4 separate regions of the Mus musculus genome follow, and all the other regions are linked to region 4. Evidence: chromatin loops called from intact Hi-C (ENCODE). Cell type or tissue: heart. All regions are shown on one strand.

Evidence for each region. A loop is a pair of places that touch in the nucleus more often than their neighbours do. Peaks named below come from ENCODE experiments on the same cell type or tissue, not always from the same donor. Only the 100,000 strongest peaks of a DNase experiment are listed, where the experiment ranks them.
Region 1: it touches region 4 in a loop (2.3-fold over the local background); 4 of 42 quality-filtered maps call a loop at or near these places.
Region 2: a loop joins it to region 4, with 2.1 times the contacts of the local background. A loop is called at or near these places in 11 of 42 quality-filtered maps.
Region 3: a loop joins it to region 4, with 4 times the contacts of the local background. A loop is called at or near these places in 15 of 42 quality-filtered maps.

Annotation. Positions count from the first base shown.
Region 1 is chr17:85,020,956-85,025,955 of GRCm38, reverse strand. It overlaps a transcript of Ppm1b not described here. Among named protein-coding and RNA genes, the nearest start is that of Slc3a1, 4.9 kb to the left of the region's middle. In heart, a CTCF peak has its summit at 2,262 (motif pointing left); a DNase peak (open chromatin) is centred at 2,205.
Region 2 is chr17:84,788,110-84,793,109 of GRCm38, reverse strand. It overlaps Lrpprc (leucine-rich PPR-motif containing), which reads left to right and starts at 2,324. Exons shown (of 38, transcript NM_028233.2): 1 at 2,324-2,745. The coding sequence starts at 2,597. In heart, no CTCF peak of the experiment used is centred here; DNase peaks (open chromatin) are centred at 2,209 and 2,529; H3K4me3 peaks cover 3,241 bases; H3K27ac peaks cover 1,945 bases.
Region 3 is chr17:84,955,824-84,960,823 of GRCm38, reverse strand. Ppm1b (protein phosphatase 1B, magnesium dependent, beta isoform) reads right to left here and starts at 2,823. Exons shown (of 6, transcript NM_001159496.1): 1 at 2,430-2,823. 1110020A21Rik (RIKEN cDNA 1110020A21 gene) reads left to right here and starts at 3,401. Exons shown (of 4, transcript NR_027929.1): 1 at 3,401-3,624. In heart, a CTCF peak has its summit at 3,834; DNase peaks (open chromatin) are centred at 3,063 and 3,543; H3K4me3 peaks cover 4,165 bases; H3K27ac peaks cover 2,624 bases.
Region 4 is chr17:85,088,368-85,093,367 of GRCm38, reverse strand. It overlaps Prepl (prolyl endopeptidase-like), which reads left to right and starts at 3,101. Exons shown (of 15, transcript NM_001163622.1): 1 at 3,101-3,262; 2 at 4,493-5,000. The coding sequence starts at 4,816. Camkmt (calmodulin-lysine N-methyltransferase) reads right to left here and starts at 2,742. Exons shown (of 11, transcript NM_028576.3): 1 at 2,505-2,742. The coding sequence starts at 2,642. In heart, a CTCF peak has its summit at 3,051; DNase peaks (open chromatin) are centred at 2,767 and 3,097; H3K4me3 peaks cover 2,503 bases; H3K27ac peaks cover 2,071 bases.

The DNA.
Region 1 (5,000 bases), 67 kb after region 4:
TAAGTCCTACGGCCTGGAGGGGGCGGGGCAGGTATGTTCTTCTGCTTTAGAAATAAGATGGACGGTCTGGAGAGATGGCTCAGTGGTTCAGAGCACTCCATGTTCTTCCAGAGGTCCTGACTAAGTTTCCAGTCATCATGTGGAGACTCATAACCATCTGTAATGGGATCAGTTGCTCTCTTCTGGTGTGTCTGAAGACAGAGTACTCATGTACATAAAATCATGGTACGTCAATCTTAAAAAATAAATAAAAAGGGCAAAGCACACACAGCTAGAAAACATGTGTTGTAACATCTCTGACATGGGACATGTCAGAGTGTAGACATCTGCTTGACAGATCAACACAGAAAGGTAGACAAAGAAACAAAGGCAATAAGCAGATAATACAGGGAAAAATGATAAGTGGTTAAATTTTTCACTCAAAATATTCAATCCTCTGGGACTGGAGTTACAGCTGGTTGTAAGCCTTCATGTGGGTACCGGGAATACAACCCTGGACCACTAGAAGAGCATGTGGTGGTGGTGTGTGTGTTTGTAGACAGGTTTTCTGTGTGGAGCCTTGCCTATTCAGGAACTCACTCTGTTGACCAGGCTGGCCTTGAGCCCATAGATCTGTCAGCCTCTGCCTCCCAAGTGCGGGGACTAAAGGTGTGTTCCAGTTGAGTAAAGCAGTGTTTGAATTGCACTATGTGTCGGGCAATTCTTGCGTACATGTGCATCCCAGAGTGTACTGGAGGTCAGAGGACAACCCGTGGAAATCATTTCTCTCCTACCAGGTGGGTCCCAGGGGTCCAAAACGACCATCAGGATTAGGAACAAGCATCTTTACCTGCCATCCATCTTGTTGAGACTCAAGTTTTTGACAAATTGCATACAAAAAGAGGCATTACATGGCACCCACAACTTTACGGTTGTGTGAGCCTTGATAGCCTTAGTCAATCATGAGTGTCCCCCACCCCCCTGCTGCCAAAGGAATTCCTTTTCAAAAGTTATTTTATGTAACCAACTCGTCAGCCTTTGGGTGGTGGCTTGAGTTACCTCTTCCATTCTGAAGCAGCTAATTCTAACCAACTCTAATTCTCTTATTTTTTAATCTGGGCACACTTAACCCCAGCTAAGGGTGTAAACACTCCAGTGCTGTCAGAAAGCACAAAGCCAAGCAGGTTAAATGTGCAGAAATAAATCCACCACACCAAAGTTTGCTTTTCTGAGTAACTTCAGAACTGAATTACCCAGAGATCCAAACCTCCAGGAAACCTTTCAATGGTTTTTTTTTTCCCTAAAAGAGATGGGCAGGTGGCACCCTCACAGTTTGCTCCAAAGTCCCTAAAGCAGCAGCAGTAACCTTGGTACAGACACCAAATGTGCGGCTGCTTTCTCTAGCCAGACTTCCTTGTACTTCTGATCTTGAGAATTCCACCTCTGAGAAAGGGGTGTTGATGCTGGGGGTTCCGTGGTTGCCCATTCCCTAACTGTAAGACACACTGGCTAATCTGTGGGGTTGTGACGCCAGTACGAGGAGTGTGGGTGTGCTGGGTGCGTGCCCAGCACGTGGAAAGCCCTGGGTGTGACCCTGATGCAGTAATGAACTCGAGGAAGGTCTTCCAGATGATGTATTAGCTCAAAGAACCTTTTCAGGCCGCTTGCAGGTGCACCTACCAGCAACTAACTTGCCAGAGGGAGCAAAACTCTATTTCCTGCATTCCTCAATACAGGTCTCGGAAGTAACTTGTATTACTGAAGAACAGATTTGTTTCCATGTACAAACCTCGTATCTCCTCTCACGAGAGTCCTGGGAATGATTAAAGAAACAAAACAAACAAAAAACCCAAGCCAGCCTCAAGATGTGCCCCACCAGTCTGAATGGTACGCGGGCGGGCGGGCGGGGTGGGGGTGAGCAGCAGAATGGTGGTGACAGACTAAAGCTCTTACCTCTGGAGTCCCTGGAATAAAACCACAGTGCTACCAAGGAGCCAAAGGCATTTATTGCGTGAACATGGAAAGGCAAGGTTTGCACAGCACGGTGGGAGCGTGCCTCCGCCTCCGCTGACAGGCTAGAAGATTAAAGCTCAGAGCAGAACAGATCCTGCACTGGTGGAATGCTCGACTCGTTTTTTTTTTTTTTCTTTCAAGTTTACAAAAACAAAACAAAACTTTTGTTCTTCTATGTACTTCCGGGCTCTTGGTAGGTCGGTCGGCCTCTGCTTTGTCACCAGAGTTCTCAGCTGGGTTTACAAATAGACGTGCTCAAGTCTGCCATCTGGTGGAAACGATAGATATTGAGACCATTTTTGCTTTAAGTGACTATGTTGGGGAGGGGGGAGGGGGATAGTTCATTCAGAACAGCACTAAGAAACACGAAAGGAATGAATGAATTTAAGAAGGTACCCGTTTAAAGGAAGCTGAAGCTGTGGTGGGGAATTGTGAACACTTCTGTAACTAGAGAGATGCAGCATCTCCCTGAGAGGGAGGGAGCTCATCCCTATGCATTCTACGCATTGAAAACCACACCAACCAGGGAACTACTGCCCACACTACCCACAGCTCACCCTGAGGAGGACGCACACTCTACTTTTTCTTGGGGTAAAAGTCAAACGAGGGGCACAGACAAGAGTATACTAAAGCTGATACTCAAGATGACATGATACCATTACAGTAGAGTGACATGGAATGACTAAAACACAACCAAAGCAACAGTCAATATAAACAAAGGGACAAGGCTGGCTTCTGCCAACGGCTGGAACCAGGGGATGCAGGAAGAGTTATAGGAAGATGCCGTATTCTATTCTGATCCTTACATGCAGCTGAGTTAAATGTCTGAGCCTGTCTTTACTAAGAAGGACAGCAGTCATAAAGGAAAAATTGCATCTACTTACTCATAATAGGAAAACATTGTCACTGTATGCAATTGAAGGTTGGTAAAACTGTTGAAGAAAATGATAACATTCTAAAACTTTTGCATATAAATGACTCCTTAAAGTTCATTAAGTTTAACACGTAAGATCTTTGCAGTCTATGTAAACTACTTTAAAACCTTCAGAGAAAAACCAAAAAGCATCACTCAGTTCGAGTTTGAATAGAACTTCAGGGTCTGCTCAGCACTGAGCCTCTGAGCTCTCTCAAGTGCTGCCTCCATCAGGGCTCAAAGTGCTTCCTCCGCACCAGGGAAAGCTTTCCAGCAGAAGGAAAACCAGTGTGCCGTAGGGTCTAGAGGATGCTGCAACACTCTGCTTCTCTTAGGAACTCAGTTGTTCCTAATGGAACATGTAGCTGCCCTTAGCCCTGCCTCTCAGCAAGCAGCTTGCACCGACAAGCCCTAAGCAGCACCAGTGAGGTGGAGGTAATGATTCAGCACTGTGGTAAGGCTAAGGTTAACTGCCTAAATGTAAAGAAAACGAACATTAATATATCATATAGGAGCCGGCCGTGGTGGTACACGCCTTTAATCCCAGCACTTGGGAGGCAGAGGCAGGTGGATTTCTGAGTTCGAGGCCAGCCTGGTCTACAAAGTGAGTTCCGGGACAGCCAGGGCTACACAGAGAAACGCTGTCTCGAAAAACCAAAAAACAAACAAACAAACAAACTATATAGGCAAATTTTAATAAAAGATACACTTGGATAAATGAGATTAAAAGTTCATATATTATATAATCGTATAATTGAGACTTAAAACACTTAATACCATTTGCTATTCACTCATCAAACTGGCAATATGCAGAATGAGAAAGCGGGGAAAAACGGGCACTCTTGTATACTACACTGGAAGACAACTCAGAACCATCTAATTGATTTTGTTTCTGTACTTTGTTTTCATTCAAGTACTTCTGCTGTACTTAGTCTGCGCGGCACCGCCGCAGGCTGTACACATCATACTTCAATGCTGAGACTGCACGCACTCTCTTGTTGTGTATCATAAAGAAAAATGACAATTCGACCATGGAACGAGGCTTTACTAAAATTCACTTCATATATTCTAAGTGGTTTCTAAGGCTTAGACTTTCACTTATTTACTAAATCAGTTCAGAAATAATTTTAAACGGCACTTGACCGTAGTCTAAACAGTATACAGCACTCAGTGACGGGCTGAAATAGGAACAAGACTGACTAAGCGGGCACAGCGCCACTACACTAGGACAATTTTACTAAAAGCAGTGACAATGCTACTGACAGGTGATGCTTCAAAGTTCAGAGACTGCAGAATACTTACAAAGCAGTTTGTCATAGCCATTTAATGACATGTTTCTTTCAGCTCCCCAGCCCTAGATGTGTTTGGAAAAGCGCAGCATTCAGAACTGCTTCAGCCCAGCCCTTCCTCCTTTCTATCAAGCTACTCAAAGTCTGAATAGGGACAGAGTATGCTACACGGTTATTCTTCCTTGGTACCATGTGCCTTAAATTAGGAAAAGTCTAGAGACAGTCAGCTGACGTTAGGATGGAATACTTTTAAGGGGTAGGAATTCAATATATTAAATGGGACTTAAAAAAATAAAAGATAAATAAAAAGTAAAAATACGAAACCATGATAAATATGCAAACTTTGAATAATTATTAAGACTGAGTTTTCCTGTATTGCTGAACCTGCGTAAGGAAAAGGGTCCATGTGGCAGACGGACTTGAGTGAGCAGTACAATGAATTATAGTTCAAAAGTTCACAATGGAGGGGCTGGCAAGATGGCTCAGCAGGTCAAAGAGCTTGCCGTTAAGACTGACTACGTGAGTTTGATCCCTGGGACACACATGGTAAAATGAGAGCCTACTGTTGGCATGCAGCCCCCCGCCCCCTACACACACATAGCATATACACCGAAGAAAAGTCATTACCATAAGGAGTTACCCACTTTAGAGTCCAGAATGGACCTATTAAGAGAGTACAGCTTAATTCCACTTTCACTAAAAAGAACCAAACTCAAATAAAATGAAGACAGGGCATGCTGTCTAGAAAGGGGCGCCTGAGGCTACAGTAACCAACATTGTGGTCTTTGTAAGAGTTTACACAAAAG
Region 2 (5,000 bases), 300 kb after region 4:
TCCTCCTTGGAAGCTGTTCACTGGGCCACTGTGTCACAGTTACAAGTAGCTAACACAGGCTGGTGTGGCGATGGGGTGTCGGCTGGCAGGTTACTTTGCTGGTTGTTGTGGTAGAATACCTGAAAGGAACAGTGAAAGGGAGGAAGGAGCTGTTTCAGCTCATGCTTTGAGAAGGAATAGAATCATGGAGGGAGGCCTGGCTGCATCACATTGCATCTCTAGCTGGAAGAGAGAGATGAGCTACTGGGGCTGCACTTGCTTTGTCTTTTTATCCACTCTGGGACTCCAGCCCATGGAACGCGCGCGCGCACACACACACACACACACACACACACACACACACACACCACACTCATAACACACACACACACCCTACACTCATAACACACACACCCCACATACATACCCCACACATAAACCCCACACTCACACACACATACCACACACAAACCTCACACTCACATACACACACCACACTCATAACACACACACACACATGCACTCAAACACACACACACACCACACTCATAACACACACACCCCACATACATACCCCACACATAAACCCCACACTCACACACACATACCACACACAAACCTCACACTCACATACACACACCACACTCATAACACACACACACCCACACACACACACATTCACAGACATACTCAGGGTGGGTTTCTCACCTAAAACCCTAACACCAAGGAGGCTTCCCAAAAGCCCGTCCCCAAGGCGACTGATTCTGAGTTCCATCATGCTGACAATTAAGAGCACACTTCACAACCGAGGAGTAGAGTTTTAGGAGTAAACCCTTAGAAAGTCCATCATCATAATTACTTCCACCAACCTCGTTTCACATTTGCATCCAGAGCCCTAGCCTTCCTTGGGTGTGGCAAATGCCTGGACTCTCTGCATTCTGCTGGTAGGTTCGTTTCCCAGCAACCACCACAGCAGCTTGTATCTGTCTCTAACTGCACTCCCAGGACATCTGAAGCCCTCTCCTGACCTTCAAGGGCACCAGGCACACTTGTGGTTACACACATACATGCAGGCAAAACACTCATACACATAATAAAATAAATATATTTTTTTAAAAAAGCAAATGATTTTGCGTCACACCTACACTCAGTGGGACCCAGTGGTGTCATTCACATTCAGGGTGGGTCTTGCCACTTCAACTAATCCAATGTAAAAACTCCCTCACTGGCTTAAAGTCTGGTTTCCAAGGTGATAGTAAATCCTATCAAGATTAATCACCACAGACCGTAACCTACCTTAATCTTTTATTTATATCACAATTCTTATGTTTCTTTAGATGTACGGAATTTTGTCTAAATTGAGATCCCCCCCCCCATGTTGTATTCCCAGCATTCCAAATAGTGCCTGACACAAAATATGTGCTCAATAAATAGTACTAATGCTGAATGAGAGAATGAATTATATTCTATCATAGTGCTCTATAGTAACTCAGAGTAACTTCATCTTGCAGGGCGGTATTAGCTTCTCCAAAAGAAAGCTAAGCCAAGTTAACTCTGAACGTATATCCATTCAATAAATGCTCAAAGCACGAAGTGTCTTCAACTGATCACGAGCTTCCGCCATAAAAGAGGCTGCATTCTCATTCTGGGCACTCTGAAGTTTGTTGGCTAGCAGAAGAAACAGCCACATGGGAAAACTTGCAGAGGGAGAATTTGACTGTTCACTTGGTAGCAGTCAAGGAATAACTAAGTAGAGTGGAAACCTGTTCCCGGGTTCACACGAGTGCACAGGGAACCCTTTCAGTATGCGAGCTCTGTGAGGGCAAGAACTTGTTTTCCTAGCTCCAGACCTATCCTCAGACAATTGCACCACTCACTACCTTAGTTGCTTAGTGCATTAACTGGAAGGAGCGGGGCACTGAGAAAAAGAAACTTCAACCTTGACATTTAAAATTATACGACCTTTATTAGAATCCATTGATTTCATGAAGCGAGGCACTTAGGATGAGTTCTGTATATTTATCTACCCCATCCCCAGTCACACAAATAGCATGTAGCTAACCTGGAGGTCCACAGCCTCCCAGTTCTCTTCGTCAAGCTTTTCTCTGGCCGCCGTTTCTGAGAGCTACGGCAGGAACTACGTCACTGAGCAGCTAGGGCAGCGGCTCGGTAGCAACCGAGGCGCAAGGCTGGAACGTCGTAGGCACCCCGGGATCTGCACGGTCGGCCCTTCCCAGCAACCCTCGGTGTCGCTCCTAGTTGGCCCCCCACAAGCCCTTGCGCGCGCATGGGCGGAGCCGACCTCTAGTGGGCTCTACCAACTTCAAAGTGGAGGGGTGTTGTCGCCAGGCTCGCTGAGAGCCGGGGCGCTGGACAAGGGAACAGGGACACTGTGAACGGAAGACAAAAAACAATGTATAGTAAAACAGAAGGCGGATCCAGGGTATCCCGCGAACTCGGCTTGCCTCTCCCGTGAGCCTTGGCGGGGATCTGCCTCCTCCTCCGCTGGACGCCCTCGGTCCTTAGTTTGTCCCACTAGGGGCGACCGGGTCGTCACGTGCTCCTCCAGGTCCTCTGCAGGAGCGTGCATCCTATCCTGCCTTGGGTACGCTGAGCCATGGCAGCCCTGCTGAGACCCGCGCGTTGGCTGCTCGGGGCCGCGGCGGCCCCGCGCCTCCCGCTGTCCCTGCGCCTCCCTGCGGGCGTCCCGGGCCGGCTGTCCTCCGTCGTCCGGGTCGCGGCTGTTGGTAGCCGGCCGGCTGCAGGGTGAGTACCGGACCCTTCCTCCTGACTGGCTGCGGTGGACGGGCTGGTGTCCTGCTCGTTTGCTCCAATTCCGTGGTCCCGGCTTCTCAGGCATGAGGCCACCCCCTCCCCCATGCTTTGCCAGTGGTTTGGGGTGACAAGGTTGAGAGTCTTGAGAAGGTCATGGTCGAGGGCATGGCTGGCTTCCGGCTTGCTGCTTGAGGTCTCTGCCTGCTCTAGCTTTGGAAAGGCCCGTGAAGCTCAATGGCTTTGGGGGAGTGGATGGGGCTGAGGTGGGGACAGGCGTTGTGCCTTTCCTTAGGAGTACCCTTCCTGGGTGCTCTCGCACGCTGGTGACCAGTAACCTGCTAGTCTGTAGTCTTACGAGGCTTTGGTTTTTCATTTTCTTTTTCTTGGGATTGGGGTTTGAAGTTCTAGTGATCTAGGGATAGTTTAGAACTTGACATTTGATCATGGCCAGTTCGGGTTTTTGCTTGCGTTGTGCTGAGTGGAATTTTCCTTCAGTATTTACACAGATGTCATGGGTTGGAGATTGTCACACTAGAATGGATTAAAGGACGCGTGCAAGGTGCTCTGTTGGGATCTATGTACCTACTGCAAAAACAAGTTAAGTTCCTAGTTAGTGTCATGTATTTTTGTGAGTATATGCCTTTCTGGATTGAGGTTATAGGGAAACAAGTATGTTCACTTAAAGAACATAGATATTCTTGACAACTGATAAAGGAAGGTTGGGTGCTTAGGTTTTAGTACCGGAAAGAAATTGACAGTTGTACACCCCACACTAGAACTTTGGGGTCTAGCAAACAGACTTAGGAAGTATGATCTGGAGTGGGGAGCCATGGACTGAGGGTGCTTTGGCTTATTTGCATTAGGCTATTGGACAAATCACTCAGCAGCCCAGGCCTTAAGTTTCTTTAGGTACACAGGTGGACACCGTATAAGGTTAGGACTATTTCATGAGATACAGGGCTTGATGTATATTATAATAACACTGTAATAGAAGTAACTGTCTTCACGGGCCAGCCCGGCACGGCGTATAACTAGATAGATGAAGGAAATGCTTCATGATGTCTGAACAACTTGGTTGTCTTTGGAGAGATGCTTATTTGTAAGTTAGGGTCTTGCCTCTATTTTTGTGGTAGGCTTGAACAGTGAAATCATGCCCTAACTTTCATGTCTTCTGAGACAGCAGTGCTGGTTCCTTTAGCTTTCCTCTAGTGACTAGAATCTAGTCCTTCACCCGAGGCCCCTCGGGGCCAGGGCTAGTGCTGCTACAGTGCAGGCATTGATGTTTGCTGTTGGGTTTGGCAGAAACTGAACACATTTTAGTGACACATCTGTGTGTTCATCAGACCCGGGTTCCACTTCCTCGCTGCATACTCGGATGGACCTTTGACCAAGCTCCCCTGGTTCTGACTTGTCTGTAAGGGAGGGCATTGGGTGTCTTTGTAAAGCTTGTTCAGTCATTCAGCATCCGGGTGTCTCTTCAGAAGCTGTCTCTCCCACGATCCGAAAAACTGGCTGCATGGGGTCAGCCAGCATGGTGGCTCATCAAGAAAAGGTACTTTCTCTGCAAGCCTGGTGACCTTTGTTTGATTGCAGGACCCACATGGAAGGAGAGAACGGCTCCCACAACTTGTCTGTGACCTCCACAGTATCCATGCACATACAAAAGATAAATGGAAGAAAAGCTGTAAGCAGTAACATGACTATGCCGGGGTGACCCACGCACGTGTTTCCCCACACGCGTGTTTCCCCGTAGAGAGGAAACTGCTCAAGCATAGTACGTGGTCTTGTTAACGCGTGTTAGGTCATGGCAGCCAGTGAAGTAGTATTTGTTCTCTTTCTCTGGACTTTGAACACTTTCCGGCCAGTCTCCTATCCCACAGCTTCTAAGCCTGTGTGGAAAACACAACCTTTCTCAGGATTCTATTTATTCTAGAAGCGTCCCACTTGCTCTCTTTCTTGCCCATGGTTTCCTGTCTCCTTTGCTAGCTTCTCATTCCCTGTCGCACACTGTTTTCACACTGCACCTGAGGCTTCGTTCCATTTCTTACTTTTTTTTTTTTTGATACAGTATCTGTATATAGATACCTGGCTGTTTTGGGACTTAAACTCACAGAGAACGACCTGTTTCTGCCTTCCAAGTGCTGGAATAAAATGTGTGTACCATATGACCAGAATCTTAACTATTTAGAAAAAAAATATTCTTTCTGTTGTATGTGTTTGTGTGTGTGGTGCCTTCAGAAGGTGTC
Region 3 (5,000 bases), 130 kb after region 4:
AATATCCCACTCCTCTGGATGACATATACTCTTAGGGGACTTAATAGTTATGTGACTACTAACATAAAACTGTGTATTGACATGAGCATCCTAGGAACTAAAAAGGCTCTCCCTTACTCCTGAAGTCTTCACAGACACCAGACACACAACGGGTGCTGAAGCTCTGCCCACCATTTACAAGACTCACCATACCAAGTTCAAGAAAAGTGGACAAATACCAACTAAAATATGAAAGCTCAAGTGACAACATACATGAGCATCCGTGAACACAAGGTACCAGGCAGAAACTGTCTTAGGAAGTTATGAGAGAAAATGCAACCATTAAACAAGCAAAAACAAAGACTTAAAGCTTCAGAAGAGAGCGTTCAGGAGCTGACGAGCAATTAGAGCACTTGCTGCTCTTTTGGAAGACCTGGGTTCAGCTCCCCAAGCCAAAATGGCAGCTCACAGCTGGCTGGAACTGGTTCCAGGAGAGCTCCTGCCCTCGCTCCCTCTTGGCCTCCACTACTAGCACCAGGCACTCACGTGGTGGTGCAAGTGGGTCATTTACACATTGTAAGCAAACACTCATGAAACAAATATAAAAAAATAACTTTTTAAAATATGAAAAGAGAGGGGAGACAAGAATGGTGATACACTATAATCCTAAGAATCTGAGGCAGGAGGATCACTTTGGGACCAGCCTAAGTAAGTAAGACCAAGGTCAGCCTGAGTCCCATTTTGCGATCCTGTCTCAAAGAAAAAAACAAAAAACCTCTAACAATTGGGGGTGGGGGTGGGGGGACGGTATTTCGGATGTGTGTGGAGAGGATTGCCCCACTAAATAATAAACAGTAACAAAAATTAAGTTCTTACGACAGCACACACTCTGTCCATTTGTAAGGACCACAAAAGCATTTTTTTAAAGAAAAAAAAAATCACTAGCTGGGTGTGGTAGTACAGACCTTCAAGGCACTTGGAGACCAGAGAATCTCTGTGAGTTCAAGGCCAGTGTGGTCTACACATCGAGTTCCACACCAGCCGGGGTTATATAATCAGCTCCCTATGCCCTGGTCTCAAAATAAATAAAAGATTATCCTTTAAATATTATTGCAAGTGAAGTCTACACTGGGAAAATTCTATAATAGTCAGAATAACCTCCATACTCAGAGATGATGTATTTCAAAGGCAACCTACAAAAGGAACACTGTAATTGCACAACAGAGAAAGTAAATGAAGTAGTATCTATGAACATGTAGGGGCCATCGCGCAGAACACACTGTGACTTATACCCTCTTCACTGGACAACCTACCACTTCTCCATCCAGGCAGTAGGCTCAACATAAAGAGTTCCTGTGCTAATCCCACAGTAAGCTTCAGTTAACTCTCACATCACAGGAGCTATAAACGTTTGTTAACAGAAAAAGAATGTTTTTCCCAAAATAGCCGCATAACATGAAGACAACCCAAATTCCCTAATAATCCCTTTATAAGACTCCTGCCAGTTTTATTTTGATACATTAAACATGTGGGGCCTATTTTAAAAGTTCTGTGTGACTTACCAAAACAACTTCTTAGTTGTTTTTAAGTTTCCAAGTTGTTTTTAGAAGCGCTTGAATACTGATGAATTTGGGCAGCTATCAAATCCTTAAGAGGCAATTTTTTGCCAAATAAGATGGGCAAACGTCCTAGAGGTGCTAAAACTGGTATTAGAGGTCATGCAACTTTTTTAAAAAATGAAGAAATGGCTCTAACATTCACCAAGCCCTTCATTTATATAAGTTTATTTCAGGGTTCTTTTCAGCTATGCTTAATGATACTTTCTTTCCTTAAAGGCTTTTAAAGATAAAAAGTAATGACCGATCACATAATACTGTCCAGTCTATTCTTAATGGAATTCATGTAAACTTGAGATGGAGTTCATAGTAATTTCATTTAAGAAGCCCATTGTTAAGCACGACACCCGAAATTTTCGGACCGTGGTTGGTGGGCAACACACAGACACGAACCCCCGAGTCTGGCTAAGAGGAGCAAGACAAACGGTTTAAAGCACAGGAGGGGGAAGGAGGCCCGGAGAGGCACAGACAGAAAAACCAGAAAGATTTCACAAGAAAGGAGAGCGGAGCGCAGGGGAGGGCAGAAAGCGACCGGGAGAGAGAGCCACACCGAAAGGTGTTTTCCGGAGCGGCGGGCAGGACTGGGTGAGCCGCGGCCTTGGGGTGGCCCGCGCGCCCATGGGCGCTGCCTGCACGCCGCGGCGCGAGGGGAAGCAGCGGACTTCCACGCGCCCCGGCAAACTACTCCCTCGCCGCGCCGCGCCCCGCGAAGCCTCGCGCGCAAGCGGAGGCGGCGGCGGCAGCCCAGGCCCTGGGCCTAGCCCGGTGCTCCGAGAGCAGGCTGGACGGACGGACGGCCGTTCCCCCACTCGGCTGGGCGCAAAGCGGCCTTACCTGGGGCGAAGGTAGAAAGGGAGGTCTCGCGGGCTCGCCCGCCGCACAGCCGCCCGCGGCCCCCGGCTTTCTCCCGAGACGCGACACCGCCTCCGCCGCCGCTTCGCCCTCGGGGGCTCGGCCACCGCCGCCGCCCGAGCTGTTTACACCGTCCGGCCCCTCACACCGCCGCCGCCGCCTTCTCTCCAACCCAGAGCCGCTGCCGACTCGGCCGCCGCCACCTCCTCCGCCGCAGCCTGATCTCTCTGGAGCATCTTCCAGCCACCGGACACGGAGAAACAGAGACTCCAGCCGCGCCGGCAGGAAACTCCCCCGCAACTGCCAGGGGGGACCAGGCGGTCAGAGCACCAGCGGCTTTTCCGCCATTGAGCAGCGGCCGCTCCGCTCCTTCTGCAACCCCCCTCCCCTCCCCGCACCGCCGTCTTTCCCCGCCCCTCCTCGGGCTCCGCCCCCCAAGGGCACCCATTGGGACGCCGCGTGTGTCACCGCTGCCCTCGGTTTGCTGAGAAGCCTGTCAATCTACGTTCTCCCGCCCAACCTGGCCCCTAGTATCTTCTGTGCTTCTCTTTCCCCGCCCACACGGCCCCGCCTCTGAGTCTTTAATTTCTCATTGGGCGTCAGTGCCCACCTTAATTGGCAAGGTCAACTATCCATCACACACCGCCCACCAGTGAGGCCCAACCCTTCATTACCATTTACTTTATTCAGCCCCACCTCCGCCTTGCCCTAACTCCTGACGTCACCGACCTGCCCACCCTAGTAGCCATAGGTAGAGTCCTCCGTCAGTCAAATTACGCCCCAACTCGAAGACCGATATCCTTTTCTGATTGGTTCAAATGGCGGCCTGATCCTCCGACTATTGGCTTCCTCTACTTGTCCGTCAAGAAACCAATTTCCAAGTCCGTCACTTCGGCTTTTTTTAAATGAACGCGCAAAAGTATCCTAAAAGGGATTGGCTAGTATTCGTAGATGGCCAAGCCCCGAGTCTGCGGACCCTGCAGTTCTGACCTCTACACTTCGCGGAGAACGAACACCATAAAGAAACCAACGGGCAGTCCAGTTATAGGTGGAAATTGGTCCCACCCGGAGTGGAGAGAGCCGGCTTCTGATTGGCCAGAGAAGTGCCCCTAGACCCTCATTGGAAGAAGTGGCCGCCTCTCTTTGGCATAGAGCTGTGAAGGAAGAGCTCAGAAAGGTTCGAGAAAGGGCCTGGAGAGAGGCGTTGTTTTGCTTCAACTACGGGTGGGGCGCACGCGAGAGTGCAAAACTGGGCGCGTAGGGCTCTGGGGAGGTGATGCAGGGAGGGAAAGAGCCCGGATGTTCCCTAACAATGAAATCATCTCTGACCAATCAGAGCCTCATTGTTGGGATACCTGCATGACCTGTCTCCAGCAGGGGAGAGTGGGCGGGAAGTTGAGAAGGCTGAAAAGCCACTTGAGAAAATGGGACAGGAGATCCCTTCGGGATGATTTTGCAATGGTTCAGATTGTTCGTTCTTCTTATTTACCTCGACCTCCTGCCTTCCAGCCCTTGGCAGTTCCGTGTTTTGTTTCTGAGTCTGATTTTTAAAACTCCTGTCTAGGCTCTTGACATTCACTAGGTCATTCCTCTCTTAAAGAGCACCTGCATTTTGCTAAGCGTGGTAGGTAGAACTGGAGATACAAAAGTAAGGCAGGCAGTCCCAGACTGGGAATGGTAGGTAATCATTGAACGTCTGCAAAGGGTAATGATGACATAAAGGAGTCTCCCTCTGGGTATGATTACTCGGAAGGCTTCACAAAGGCCGGGAGAAAACGGTCATCTAGTAACCACATTGAGCTAGAAAGTGAACCAGGTTAATTCTTCCAGATCAAAGTGTAATGGGGCACTTAAGCGCTCACCTGAAGAGTTTTTAAACTCGCTCAAGTCTTTGAAAGACGTTTTCGATCTTATTCATACTTAGGTATAAGTTAGTTGGGACAACTTAGGTTTAGACCGACCTAAGGGAGTGCAAATTCAGCTTTGAAAAGAAGGACATATTTCTGAAGCAATTTCCAAAGTGAAACTGGCGGAAATAAACATTTGGTTGCAATTCAGATTTCTCTGGAACTTCAAGTTTAAGAACTCTGTCTTAAGGTTTCTATTGGGACCATGAAACACCATGGCAACCAAAAAGCAACTTGAGTAGAAAAGGGTTTATTGGACTTACACTGTAGCCCATCACTGAAGGAAGCCGAACAAGAACTCAAACCTGCAGATAAGAGTTGATGGAGAGGTTACTAGCTTGTTCACATGGCCCGCTCAGCCCACTTATAGAATCCAGGACCACCAGCTCAGGATGGCATCGCACACAATGGGCTGCCCCCACCCACCCCCACCACCCCCATCAATCACTACTTAAGAAAATGTTCTACAGGCTAGCCCACAGCCAGCTCTTAGGAATGAAAGTTTGTCTCCTCTCAGATGTCTCTAGCTTGTGTCAAGTTGTCATTAGAATGTAGCCAGCACACATGGTGTTTTTTCAGGATAGTGGGCAAACAGGTTCCTAAAATTAGAATCACCTGAGGTTCCAAGCTACATTCATGCCTACAA
Region 4 (5,000 bases):
GTTAGCCAAATAGCTTCATTCTGTTGGGCACAGCAATTGGCCCAAATGTGGTCTACCAGAGTCATTTGAAAGAAATTATTTCTTAAGGAAACTAGATCCTTTCCTCAGGATCCCTAAGTGGATGAATGTGGAAAGACTGAAGTTGCAAGTAACCGTCACCGTTATCAGATGAGACTCAACCAAAAGGAAGACAAGATGCCTGTTCCTTCTTTAGCTAGTCCTCACACACACGGGCTTCTAGATCTCACCTAATTAGGGGAGGCGCTAGAATCAAAAGTCAACAATTTATCACATAATCTGGAAACAATAATGTACAAGTCATACAGGTTATCTCTCAAAAATATGAGTTCCAGAGAAAGCCTTAGTTAACAAAAAGAGCCATGAGGCACCACTGGAATCCTGAGGAGTACAGGAAGACAGAATTGGGGAGTTGCAAAAATAAACACCAATCATTCAAGTGTGACACAAGAGAAAGAACCTCTCGACCCCCCCCCCCCGTAATAGAGATCAAAACCTTGGCTTTGCACATGCAAAGTGTCATAGCACTGAGTAACACTGCCAACCAGAATCACAAAGTCCTAGCCTTGATCAGACTCTTCAAGCTTTCTGCTTCTGAACACAGATGAAACATGCATGAATCGTTTAGCCACTTTAAACACTTATGAAAAGCCCACACATGTTTAGCCTGTGGTAATCAACTGAATTATTACAGAAAAAAAAATCACTTTTTCCCTGACATGTTGTACTGGCTGGTTGTATGTGTCAGCTTCACACAAGCTGGAGTTATTACAGAGAAAGGAGCCTTCCTTAAGGAAATGCCTCCATGAGATCCAGCTGTAAGGCATTTTCTCAATTAGTGATGAAGCAGGGGAGGGCCCCTTGTGGGTGGTGCCATCCCTGGGCTGGTAGTCTTGGATTCTGTAAAAGAGCAAGCTTAGCAAGCCAGGGGAAGCAAGCCAGAAAGCAGTACCCCTCCATGGCCTCTGCATCAGCTCCTGCCTCCAAGTTCCTACCCTGTGTGAGTTCCTGTCCTGACTTCTTTTGGTAATGAACAGCAATTTGGAAGTGTAAGCTGAATAAACCCTTTCCTCCCCAACTTGCTTCTTGGTCATGATGTTTTGTGCAGGAATAGAAACCCTAAGACACACCTAAAAAAATTTAAAAATAAAGTCTTACCTCTTACACTGTGAATTTTGGCTTGGCCATGCATCTTCCTTTAGCTAACGGTTTATGAGACGGCTCATAGTGATTATCAACTTGACAAGAACTGGAGGAACCGAAAGTCTCCACCTGTCTAGGAAGGGTTATCTACACTAGGTTAACCTCTTGGTATGTGTGTAATGGATTTTCCTAACTACAGTCACTGAGAGGAGACACACTCAATGTGGTATCGCCACATCACACACTGAGTCTTGAACTAAATAAAAAGGAGAACTGGAACTAACTCATATTCATCCATCGCTCTGTTCTTCCTGACTGCTCACACAATGCTCCAGGATCCTGAGCCTTGATTTTTCCTACTAAAGTCTGTACCGTCAAACTGTGTGCCAATACATACCCTTCCTTTCTTAAATTGCATTGCCTAGCATTTTTATCACAGTAATAATAGAAGCTAAGTAACATAGCATATTAACAGACATCATGTAAGCAGGGATTTGAAATGTGCCTCTTGCTCTTATACACTCTACCATAACTGGGAGAACATGCCAGCCAACTCTGAGAACTATGGGTATATAGACCAGGTACACAACCGTAAACCACTCAGGTTTTATCAAGAGACTACCAGGTGGTTCACAGACATTGCATGACATACGACATGTGGTTGTTAAAAAGCAATAACTAAGTAAAATAACAGACTAAGGACTCATTGCCCCCCGGCCACTGTCTTAGTTACTTTCCTATTGCTGTGAGGAGTCACAATGACTAAGAAAACTTATAAACACAGCAGCCTTCACTGGAGCGGTTTGGAAGACTGAAGTATCTGGATTCGTTGCTAAACCTTGGGCAGCGAGTATCCCAATAATGACTCCAAACTTAGTTTCACGTGGCGGGAAAAGGAGCAAGCAGTAGGTTTCCCTCTCTCCCTTTACTCTCCCATATACAAAACCAGGAAACGCGTGCAGAATCCCCATCCCATTAGTGAACCTCACGGATCTCCAGAGATGTGGGACCAAAAAGTGCACCCAGGTGACCAGGCTGGGAGTTAAGAAGCAAAAAATAAAATAAGGATGGAAAGGGGGCGGGAAAGAAGAGCAGCACACGGAGAAGACAGGCGGTCCCACCCACCAGACAGGCGAGCACAAGGATTTTCTGAGTTTCTGAGAGCTCGCTCTGGCTGTCCCGCTCTCCAGCCCCGCCAGAGTCTCTCCCATTTTTGGTGGGACAGCGGGACAGCGGAGATGAAGGAGCAAGGGGGCGCTTCTCGCTTGGCTCCCGACAAACGGGCTGCCTGCTACCTGCGAGGGGAGTGGCCACAGGCAGGGCAGGCGAGCGCTCGCCCTTACCTGTCGCAGAAGCTGCCACCGGACGGCCCCCTTGGGCGCCGAGACCAGCGAGCCCTGGCTGGCACTGCCCATCGCGGGACGCTTGCCCGCCTCTGCCTCAGTCTCTGCAGCCCCAGCGGCCGCGACCTGCGACTCCATCTCCAGAGCTGACTGGACCCGGAGGTTGCGTCCGCCACGGCTCTCCCCAGTCAGGACCTGCCAACTTCTTCCCTGTCAGGACCTGTGACGCCCGGCCTCTGGCCCACAGCTCTTCCGTGCACCCTCCCCGAATTCCGCATTTCCGGTATTAGCGTCTCCTTGGCAACCAAAGCAGCGGCGTCGCTTCATTGCACCACTTTTTCTGGTGGCCATCTTAAGTGAGGGCGAGCCGGAGTGGGAGGGGACTGTGGAATAGCTGCAGACAGGGCTTTCCTCGCTGTTTTCTTTTTTTCCTCACTTTGTCTCTTGCTCGCCGGAATACCAGAAAACCGAAATACAGTTGTCTCCTAAGATGAGTGAGTTCAGGAAGAGAAAAAGCCCACCACTGGCCATAATAAAGATGGCGAAATGCGCTTCCCTATCGGTCTGGGTTGGTGTTACGTAGACCGGCGTGCTGCAAACTAGCTCTGGGCGGCGCGAGGTAGGTTGTCTTTCTTGCTGGGTGCTGGAGGCTGGCTTCGGCTGGACAAGGCTGAGGTGACTGCAGCTCCTTCTGGAGAGCTTCGGTTTCTCGTATTTGTCTTCTCTACCTTCGCTCGTCCAGCTGTCTTTCGATTTGCGTACGTATGGAAGGGTTGCTGATGGTTCCCCTTTCCTAATTCCTCTGCCCACCTTCCAGCCATTCCTCACTTCCCTGGTCCCTTTTTTGATCCCTGTCTCTTCTGTACGTTCTGACCCGTACCATTCCCTCACGTCCTGTGAATACGACGTGTTCGGGATGCACAGTTGCACCGGGAAACGAGGAGGTGCTCCGGGAGCACCCATTTGCTTACTTACCCCACCAGTCTCCCTATCCTCGCACAGGGTCTTCTCAATGCAGATGGTGGATGAATGGGTTGGAGCTATGGGGACAGACTAAGCGATTTAAAAGCATTTTTCTTCTAGGCTACTGCTCCACTGGCCCATTATTTTGCTGCGACATAAGAGATTAAGGGGGGGAGGGGGCGTCATAGCTGGTCGGATCTATGGCAAAACTGACGCAGTGTTTCTGTGCTACCAAGGAACGTGTTAGAGAAGATTTCTCTCATTTTACACTCAACAGTGTTTAGCATAGCTAAATTATCCCTATGCTAATAATATTAACGACCTTTTGTTGAATGGTTACTATGTGCCAGGTACTTGGACTAAGTTCTTAAAATAAATTGTTTGGTTTTGTTACAAAACTACAACCGCAGAGATTAAGTGCTATGGTTAATTTCTGTTCCACAAGTGAAAAAATTGAATCCAGATGCAGTTAGTGTACAAGGCCCAAGACCTAAACCTGGGTCTGTAGTTATGGAAGTTAAAATGATCTTTACCTTCCAGAAGAAACCAAAAATGACTCGACATTTTATTTGTGCATCTTACAGTTGTTTTTAATTCATTATCCTTTTATGGTGAAATCCAATTGCTCCTCTAGGAGGAGGAGCCAGTCAGTTGGGCGGTTCACTGAATCAGTGAGTTGGGGGAGTGTCTCCAGCTCCCCAGAGCCACAGTTGGGCCACCTGGACAATGACCAGCTCTAGCTCACTCATCGAGTGCACACGCAGCTTAAACTAGACAGCTAGGTGAAAACTATGTGGCGCCTCGCCTCACTCAACAACTAAGCATCCCCCTTTTATGTCATGGTTTAGGCTTTTTCTAATTTGTCTTTCACATCCCAATGATATGCCCAGAATTATGTAAGATAAAAGCCATCTTGCTTTTGAACCCCCTCTGAGTACCTGAGATTCCCATTAAGTTCATTTACTCATTTGCAAATTATTTTATTTTGTTTGTTTTCTGTTTTGTTTTGTTTTGTTTTGTTTTAGTTTGTCCATACGTTCTCCAGAGTCACTGCTGCTTAGCTTGTCCCTAGGAAAACTGACTTTACAGATGACGTGTTTATTAAGTCCCGCCTGCCAAGAAGTATGATCTGAATGAACTTAACGCATACAAGGTTTTAAACGTGTTTAACCTAAGTTATCAGATGTCTACAGTAATTGGTAACCTAAGGGGCTCATGACGCCACAGGGGAGGGATGAGATGTGGGGACCTCAAATGCACTAAGATCCCATGACTGTATAATTATACGTATGAAATCATCCACGTGCTGGCAGCCCCTAAGGGAGCAAAAACCAGGGACTTTGCCACCATGCTGCAGACGGCCAAATTCTCTCTCCGAGCTTTGAAGCATAGTATTCCTCATCTTGGGAACTGCATGCAGAAACAGAGTTACCGTAACGTCGCTGGTCCTTATTACAGTAGAGTAAGATTGAAAAAGTACCACCTAACCAAGTGTCTGCAGAATAAACCCAGGATAGCAGGATTAGCAAGAAA